Regions from separate parts of the Homo sapiens genome. Here region 2 is linked to region 1. The links are chromatin contacts, found by Hi-C or POLR2A ChIA-PET in ENCODE. All regions are on one chromosome and are shown on one strand. The core of a region is the stretch at or near the end of the contact, and the rest is flanking DNA. Distances in the headings are between cores, read along the strand shown.

Region 1 (4,495 bases), core at 803-3,302:
GATGTGAGCCACTGCACCCAGCTGCCTTAATGTCATTTCTTACCACCCTTGTTCTCACAGACAGAACTGTGCTATCTCATGTAATTTTCATGTCAACAGTCTATTAACTGCATTCGTGCCATAGAGGTTTAAAATTCTTAGAATGGAGTACCCCCAGCAAGCAAGAGCAGTTAGAATCCCCTACTCATCCTCATCTACCTCTAAGGATTTGTCCACTGGAGGTGTTTTACCCATTCTGGTCACAGCTTGCACTTTGGTGTTTTGATTTACAGGATGTTGGGTATACTCTAGAACACATTCAACATAAACCATATTCCCATGACATGAGGCTTCAAAGAGACTGTCTTTCTAACAGATTCAAGATGCTTTCTTTTCTTCCTTCCTCACTTTGGGAAAATATACCACGTGACTCATCCCAGATGTCCATGAGCAAATGGACAGTTGACCCTGGGAGTGATATGTCCCTGGGCACAGGAGCGAAAGGAATCTGATGGCCCTAAAGAAAGCCATTGTCCTTTGCAGCACCAGAGGGATTACTTGAACCAAGATGAACTATTCCCCTGTTGAAGAAAATTGCTTGTTAAATTTCTCCTCCTGGAAAAGGAAGCATGGAAATTAGAAACAGATGTAAAAGTTGATCATTCGCCACCCAATCCTTATTAAGACACCTGAAATTTGAGAGCTAAGCCTAGTAAAAATTGAGTCAACAGCTATTGGCTCTGTTTGGAGGTATGCTATATATATTCAGCGAATCCTGGGCAGTCAATACCATAGATAAGGACGTTATTTATATTGCCATTCCAGGTGCAATTACACAGTTTACCCTGTGAAACTGCACTTCATAAACATGGCAAATCAATGCTAGTTATCAAAATCCATCCACGACTGACAGCACATGAAAACGGGCTTTGCAAAATGATCTTGAAAGCCAATCTACACAGCCAGCTTCACAGAGGTCAGCTTATTACCCGTTTAATCACATGGCCATCTTGCAGGAGCGTTATTCCTCAAACCCTGGGCATGACATCACTCCTAATAGCACACACAATAAGCCATTACTACCATGTAGAATAGCCTTTAGCCAGGCTATAGCCACTGATGACCTGATTTGGCCTCATGCTGGGAAGGGCAAGTGGAGTTCTTTTGGGGACAAATCATATCAAGACCAGATGTGAAGGACCTTCGTGTGGAGGCATAAAATCCATCTGCAGCTTGTGAGCAAGATCTCTGTCTGTGGATGACGAGCTGAACAGCCTGCAAGGATGCTGATGGGCCTTGTCCTTGATGTCCATAAGGCAAGGCCTTCTGACACAGATACCGACAAATCTTCCACATGGGTCATTCATATTTGACATTCTCTATGGCTAGATCCTTGCCAGAAAGATCGAGTGAGATCCTGGGACACCTGATTTTCACATGAGGTTTCCATGCAGCAGATGGTGCATTTTCCTCCCTGCCCTGCAAGAGGATAAGGTCTAGCTTCCTTTGTCATGTGTGATTTTCATTTGATGGGGATAGGGGGTCTTAACCTGGGTGAATTAATTCTGTACTCATAGTTACTCAAATGAAATCTACTAAACAGGGAGCTCTCAAAGGTTCAAGAAGAAGTCTGTTTACCACTCAAAATAGGTGGCTAAGCCGGATGGCCTTTAAGGAATTCAGGCAGATGAAACGTGGACCTTATAGCAGAACAGACAGGAAGAGGCAGATGGCTAGACGGTGAAGTGCAGGAGGCTGTTGTGGCAAATGAGACAACAGGAAAACCGTGTGCAGAATTGAGACTGGAAGAAAAGGGAAGGTGCACACGTCTTGTTTACAAAGAACTTTCACAAACATTGTTTCATCCTGTTGGGTAGGTGTTCAGCAGACTTGACATTCTCTATGACTGATGCTCGCTATGATGAAGATTGAGTGATTGATGCTTGCTATGATAAAGATTTAGTGAGATTCTGGGATGTCCAATTAGCACGTGAAGTTCCCATGCAGCACAGGCTGCGTTTTCCTCCCTGCCCTGGAAGAGGGCCAGGTCTACTTCCCCTTGTGATGACATTTTCACATGCAGACTCAGGGCTAAGGCCAGCAGTCTTTCACTTCACCACAGACGCCTCATCACAGAGAGGAGCTGAGTTTGAGGAACAAAAGAAAACTCTTCCAATAAGCAAAAGTTATCTTGCATCCCCAGTTCTTGGCTCAGCACTTGATCCGTTGTAGTGACACAGAAGAGGGAGGCGGTCAATGGACACTGGAGCCTCTCATTGTGACCCTGAGTGAGTTACTTCAGTCTCTGTACCTCAGTCCTTTTGTCTTCATCCAGGGAAAATAAGAGTACCTATTTGATAAAGTGTCATGAGAACTAACTAAATTATATATTTTAAAACTTTAGAATAGTGCCTGTAATAGAATATGCCGTATAAGAGAATTGCCTTATTTTATTAGACACTCAATAAAATAATGGTTGAATGAATGATGTAACATAAGCAATAAATGAAAATAATACAATTCATTTAGACAAGGATGAAGCCAGTATCATGGAGCTTGGTACAGAATACAAGAAGAGCATGGGCAGTGTCATGGCAGAAGCGAGGAGTTGACCACTTATCCTAGAACACCACACCCTCTCCCACAGCAAGGATAAGCAGGAGTCAAACTGCACAATTCAGTCTAAACATCCTTTATCTCATTTGCCTGTCTGCTCATGGAGGACAAGTATTAAATGAAGCCTAGACTGCAGTCCAGCAAGGCAAGGGAAGGAAGAGAGAGTCAAGGAAGGGAAGGGGAAGGAGGGGAGGCGAGGGGAGGGGAAGAGAAAAAGGAAGGAAGGAAGGAGAAAAGGGAAGGGAAGAAAGAGAGGAAGCAAGGAGAGAAGAGGAAGGGAAGAAAGGATGAAAGGAAGGGAGGGAGGGAAGGAAGGAAGAAAGGAAGGAAAGGAAGGAAGGGAGGGAGGGAGGGAGGGAAGGAAGGAGAAAGGGAAGGGAAGAAAAGATTAAAGGAAGGGTGGGAGGGAGGGAGGGACAGAAGAAAAGGAAGGAAAGAAGAAAGGAAGGAAGGAAGGAGAAAGGGAAGAGAAGAAAGGATGAAAGGAAGGGTGGGAGGGAGGGAAAGAGAGAGAGAGAAGGAAGGACAGAAGAAAAGGAAGGAAGAAAGGAAGGGAGGGAGGAAGGAAGGAAGGGAGGGAGGGAGGAAGGAAGGAGATAAGAAAGGATGAAAGGAAGGGAGGGAGGGAAGGAAGGAAGGAAAGAAGGAAGAAGAAAGGAAGAAGTAAGGAAAGGAAGGAAGGGAGGGAGGGAGGGAAAAATGTATCTGCCCACCCTAGCTAGCTACAATTCTGCCTAGAGTCTTCCAAATGGCACAGGAGGAGGAAAAGTCTGTCCAAAGACAGATACTGCAAACAGCGCACTGTGTCAGAGCAAACCGTAGGTAAAACCAAGAGAAAGCTTTCCCACACTGGTGAGCTGGAGATAATCTCGCAGCCCCTGGGCATGTGAGGTCTGGTGATAGGAGTGTTGCTTGATGTCTTGGTCCTGTTCTTACGGATATTGGGTTTCATGTTTGGCCTAAATTCCAGCCAGTTTTCAAACAGAAAATTATGGATGTAGGCAGCCTTTCTGTTTGTCTAACCTCAGTCCCAGCTTCCTCTAATGAGACGTGACATGAATTACCTAGGCTATAGCTGGGTGGGGAGGTAATGGGATGGAGATGGAATGTTGAAGAAACACAGGGTTTCCCTTCCAAACTCCCCCCTCCTGCTCTAGGAATTTTCCAAGTCTTTTAAGAATGTACTTTTTGAAGATTCAGCTATTTTTCATTTTTGTATTGATATATAATACACGTACATATTAATGGGGGGCGTGTGATATTTTGTTACATGCATAGAATGTGTAATAATCGAGTCAGGGTATTAGGAAGAATATGTTTTCTTCTTGCGTGTGTTTTGGTTCAATTTCATCCTATTGCTCCTCTTCTCTTCTTCACATGACAATAATTACAACACCAACTTCCATCAAAGCGACGGTTTCTCCCATCCCCCAGCTGGGGGCAGGTTCGGGTGATGGCTGCAGTGGGAACCATGGGTGTGTGTCTCCACCTCCAAATCCTTCCCCTGCATCCCCACCCACCTCCCCGATACTCACTGCGCTGTCTTCACCCGTCCAGGGCTGAAGTGGACCAGAGGCCAGGGCCTAGCAGGGAGCTTTCATGCCTGAGCTGTCATGGGCTGGCCTTGGACTTTGGGTTTTTTGTTTGTTTGTTTTTGTTTTGAAATGGAGTTTCTCTCTTGTTGCCCAGGCTGGAGTGCAATGGCACAATCTCGGCTCACTGCAACCTCCGCCTCCCAGGCTCAAGTGATTCTCCTGCCTCAGCCTCCCGAGTAACTGGGATTACAGGGATGCACCACCACACCTGGCTAATTTTGTATTTTTGGTAGAGACGGGGTTTCTCCATGTTGGTCAGGCTCGTCTTGAACTCCCGACCTCAGGGGATCCACCTGCCTCAGCCT
Region 2 (4,495 bases), core at 684-3,183, 600 kb before region 1:
GGACTCTCATGCATTGCTGGTGGGAACGTCAATATGGGCACTTTGGGAAAAAGTGCCCATTAAGTGAAATGTACACCGACTGACCGTACTGCCTTATTTTCCTAGGGTTGCTGTAACAAAGTATCGCAAAGTGAGTGGCTTAAAACAACAGCAATTTATTTCTCGCACTTCTGGTGGCTACAAGTGTTGGATGAAGGGATCTACAGGCGGTGCTCCCTCTAAATCCCTCTGAAGCTCCCTCTGAAGGTTATAGGAGAGTTTCCTTCCTCATGTCTTCTAACCTCTGGTACTTGCTGGCAATCCTTGGCACCCTTTAGCTTATTGATACATCACTCCAATCTCTGCCCCTGTTGTCACAAGACCATCTTCTTCCTGCGTGTCTGTTTCTGTGTCTCGTCTCCTCTTATGAGGATACTTACCAGTCAGATTAAGGGCCACCGTACTCCAATATGACCTCATCTTAATTACATCATCTGCAGTGACTATTTTTTTTTTAAGCAGTCTCACTCTGTCGCCCAGGCTGGTACCCAATGGCATCATCTCGGCTCACTGCAACCTCTGTCTCCCGGGTTCAAGCGACTCTCCTGCCTCAACTTCCTGTGTAGCTGGGATAACAGGTTCACACCACCATGCCTGGCTAATGTTTGTATTTTTAGTAGACACGGGATTTCGCTATGTTGGCCAGGCTGGTCTTGAACTGCTGACCTCAAGTGATCCACCTGCCTTGGCCTCCCAAAGTGCTGGGATTACAGGCATGAGCCACCAAGCCCGGCCCGTAATGACTTATTTCCAAATAAGGTCACATTCGAAGACTGGAGATTAGGCCTCAACATCTTTTTGGGGGGCGTGGGGGCAAGGGACAGAATCCAACCCATAATACCATACAACCCGACAGTCCCACTCCTAGGTTTTTACCCAAGAGAAATGAAAACATATGACATATGTTCTCACACAGACCTGTGTGAGATGTTTATAACGGCTTTATTCATAGTCACCCCAAACTGCAAACAAGCCAAGTTCATCAACTGTAAATGGATAAACTGAGATAAACAATACAATGGAATACCACTTGGAAATAAAAAGAACGAATTACTGATACACCCAAGAACATAGAGAAATCTCAAAAGCGTCTTGTGAAGTGAAAGCAGCCCTGAAGGAGACTGAACTGTATAATACCCTTCATGTTGCATTCTGGAAAAGGGAGAACTATGGAGCAAAAATTGCAGAGACTGTGGGTGGGGAGGAGGGAACTCACCACAAGGGGACATGAGTCAACTTTTTTAGGTGGTGAAATATTCCCTATGATAATTGTGGAGGTGGTTACACAACTGTATTACATGAGTCAAAATTAATAGATCTGTAGACTAAAAAGAGTAAATCTTACTGTATATAAATTTCACTTCAAGAAGCTGGGTTTGGTGCTTCACGCCTGTAAACCCCACCTCCCAGCTTCAAGCAATTCGCCTGTCTCAGCCTCCCAAGTAGCTGGGAAAACAGGCATGCGCCACCATGGTAATTAGGCACCAAACTCTGGGTCATGGGCCTGTCTCAGGCCTTTTTTTTTTTTTTTTTTTGGCGTCTACCTGAAACTGTCTCTAGTTGTTTATTCTTTACTCCTGACCGGACAGCACCTTCCTAGATGCAGCAGTGTCCTTTCTTCCCTACCAGGACAGCTTGCTCTTGCTTTACATGTGTTGAAGCTCTGAGCACACAGTTTTACTTTTGTCTCTGCTCAAACACAGATAGCCACTTACGTGTTTCATCACTTCTAAGCAGCCATCAATTGTGAAATTAGGATATCTTAAGCTTCAGATGCCAGAATGTACAATTTTATGTTAAATCATATTCAGTTTAGACCATTTTTGAAAAGACAGTGTCTCCTGAGTGGCTTGACTCCTTGTGAGCAAGACCCAGGCTCTCCCTCACTTCCTGTTGCAAGTTTGAGAGACATGTATCCTCTCCAGGGATTAAAACCAGTAAGGCCCCCCTGCTCCACCTTCAAGTGCAAGCCCCTTCTCTTTGCAGATGCTTTTATCTTGATATGCAACAATTGCTAGCAAGGTGCAGAGCAGGAATTACACACAGGTCTCAACAGGAAAGGCTTGTTTCCTGAGTCTTTCATTCACAGTGAAAACCGGGGCATGATCTTCAAAAAAAACTGAAAATATCCCGAGTCAGTTAATTTCCTTTTCCTTTCCAGCCTCTTTATTTCCTTTTCTTCACTCCTGCTGCATTCTTGTCTGTAATTAGCTCTTCCTCTCGGTTCTCTTTCTTCTCTCTTTTCTCCTATTGCTCCTCTCCTTTTTCTTCTCTTCCTTATCCTTCTCTTATTCACCCACCTGCCTGCCTTATTTTTATTTTTACTTTCCTTACTCTCTCTCTCTCTCTTTTATTTTATTTTTATCTTTTTGAGACAGGGTCTCCCTGTGTCACCCAGGCTGGAGTACAGCGGCACAATCATGGCTCACTGCAGCCTTGACCTCCCAGGGCATCCTCCCACCTCAGCCTCTGAAGTAGCTGGGTCCACAGATATGTGCCATCACACCCAGCTAATTTTTGTATTTTTTGTGCAGAGGCAGGGTTTCCCCATGTTGCCCAGGCTGGTCTCCAACTCCTGGGCTCAAGCGATCTGCTTGCCTTGGCCTCCCACAGGGCTGGGATTACAGGCATAAGCCACTGAGTCCAGCCTCCTTACTCTCTCGAGTGTGCCTTTCATTATTGCTGTTCTTACTCTGTAAAGTTTTGTGTTCTCCAATATGCCTAGAAGAAAGTCTGCCACAAAATTGCCAATAATATACCCACTGGGTCTTTCCATTTTTTTATACCAGGCTGACCTAGGCAATGGAACAATACCTTTTATCCATTTCTTGGTGTGATTACAGCTCAGGCATATTCATTTTCAACCTCATTAATAGTCCCCTGGGCTTACTTTATGTCATCAGAAGAGGAGTGAGAATTATGGAAATCTCAGTAAAAACAATGCCCCTTGTCTTTTCATTTCTGTGGTGTTTTTGAAGCTCGAGTTTCCAGTAGCTCCATAGAACTGCTAATCAGATTTTTTCCTGTATATAAAACTGAGTCTTAAGAAGAGTCATTCCAACAAACATGCAACATGCCCTTAGTTCAGCTTTATCAAAATTTTCAATAAAGATACTCAGTTCAGTCATCCACAAGCAGGTCAATATTATTATTATTTTTTTAAAAAGCCACTGTCCTTAAGGCTCTTTATTTAACATAGCAGGGACATATCCAACCTCTTTTAGAAAGTTTTAAAATAATTGTTACAAAATGTTTGAAGGAATAAACTATTAAGGGAAGTTTTTGTGATTCTTTTATACAATTGGGAAGTATGCCTAAGTAATTCCGTCATATTTATTTTTAATTTAATTTGATAAATATCTATCTAGCTCTGATTATGAAGTACTTATTGTGCTAGGCACTAAAAAAGATTAAAACATTGATTCCTGCCTGCCTTCAAAGTTGACAAGGTAATTAGGGAACACATACAAAAAATTATTGCTTAGGACAAATAAGAAGTTTGTTAGCTTCTCGAGTATGGAATGGTGCTTTTTATTTAACTTACTCTGTTCCCAAATCTAGCTCACTCCTTTCCACACAGAGATACTTAATAAGTAATTTATAAATGCTCAGTGCTATTAAAAAATTAAATAAGCACTTGGTCTAGGTTATAAAAGTTAAGGAAGGCCTTGTGGCAGACCTAAGATTTGAACAGAAACTTAATGCATGGGCAAAACTTGGATCTGCTAACAGAGGGGAGGAAGAGCATTTCTGCCAGAGGGAACATCATGAATGAAGATTGGGAGGTGGAAGTGGGTGTATTTATGCCTCACAGGAAACTTGGCTAGAGTAGAGTTCACTTCAGCAAGGCCTAGGCTTAATGTCCAGAAGACCAAAAGATATCCATTAATTCTCTCCCTACAAGATCGTTCCTATCAGCTTATAGAAAATTATTTGTTTCTGCCTTTTTTTTTGTTTTTTTGAGATGGTGTCTCACTTTGTCACCCAGGCTGGAGTGCAGTGGCATGATCTCAGCTCACTGCAACCTTCACCTCCCAGGTTCAAGTGGTCCTCCTGCCTCAGCCTCCCAAGTAGCTGGGACTACAGGCACATGCCACCATGCCCAGCTAATTTTTGTATTTTTAGTAGAGATGAGTTTTCACTATATTGGACAGGCTGGTCTCGAACTCCTGACCTCAAGTGATCCACCCACCTCGGCCTCCCAAAGTGCTAGGATTACAGATGTGAACCACCACACCCAGCAGTTTCTGCCATTTTTAAAAACAAGCAAAACAGTGAAACAAAACCTTTCTTGGCCCTGGATTCCCCTCCGTCTACTACCCTTGACAAAGCTGCCTATACTAGCTGCCTCCAATTCCTCTTTTCCCATTATGTCTTGAAGCCACTCCAGCCAGGTCTTCACCCCTGCTGCTCCCCGAGTGATTCTTGGGTTGGTAAACAGTCCCTGTCTCGTGTA

The links. Hi-C counts contacts between places; a loop is a spot of excess contacts on that map. ChIA-PET counts read pairs that join two places held with the same protein, here RNA polymerase II (POLR2A). Pooled maps may share reads with other maps.
Region 2: a map with no recorded cell type shows a loop between it and region 1 (10-fold over the local background). The contact joins two enhancer-like sites. A Hi-C loop is called at or near these places in 1 of 37 single-sample maps with no recorded cell type and 7 of 50 pooled maps. POLR2A ChIA-PET finds 5 or more read pairs at or near these places in 1 of 52 experiments (H1).

Annotation. Positions count from the first base shown.
Region 1 is chr10:14,013,693-14,018,187 of GRCh38, reverse strand. The region is part of intron 2 of FRMD4A (FERM domain containing 4A); the gene reads left to right. Among named protein-coding and RNA genes, the nearest start is that of FRMD4A-AS2, 24 kb to the right of the region's middle. Within about 2 kb of position 2,052, at least 3 of the 41 ENCODE cell types and tissues checked have a DNase peak (open chromatin) inside an H3K27ac peak, as active enhancers do.
Region 2 is chr10:14,614,834-14,619,328 of GRCh38, reverse strand. The region is part of intron 2 of FAM107B (family with sequence similarity 107 member B); the gene reads left to right. Among named protein-coding and RNA genes, the nearest start is that of FAM107B, 160 kb to the left of the region's middle. Within about 2 kb of position 1,933, at least 4 of the 41 ENCODE cell types and tissues checked have a DNase peak (open chromatin) inside an H3K27ac peak, as active enhancers do.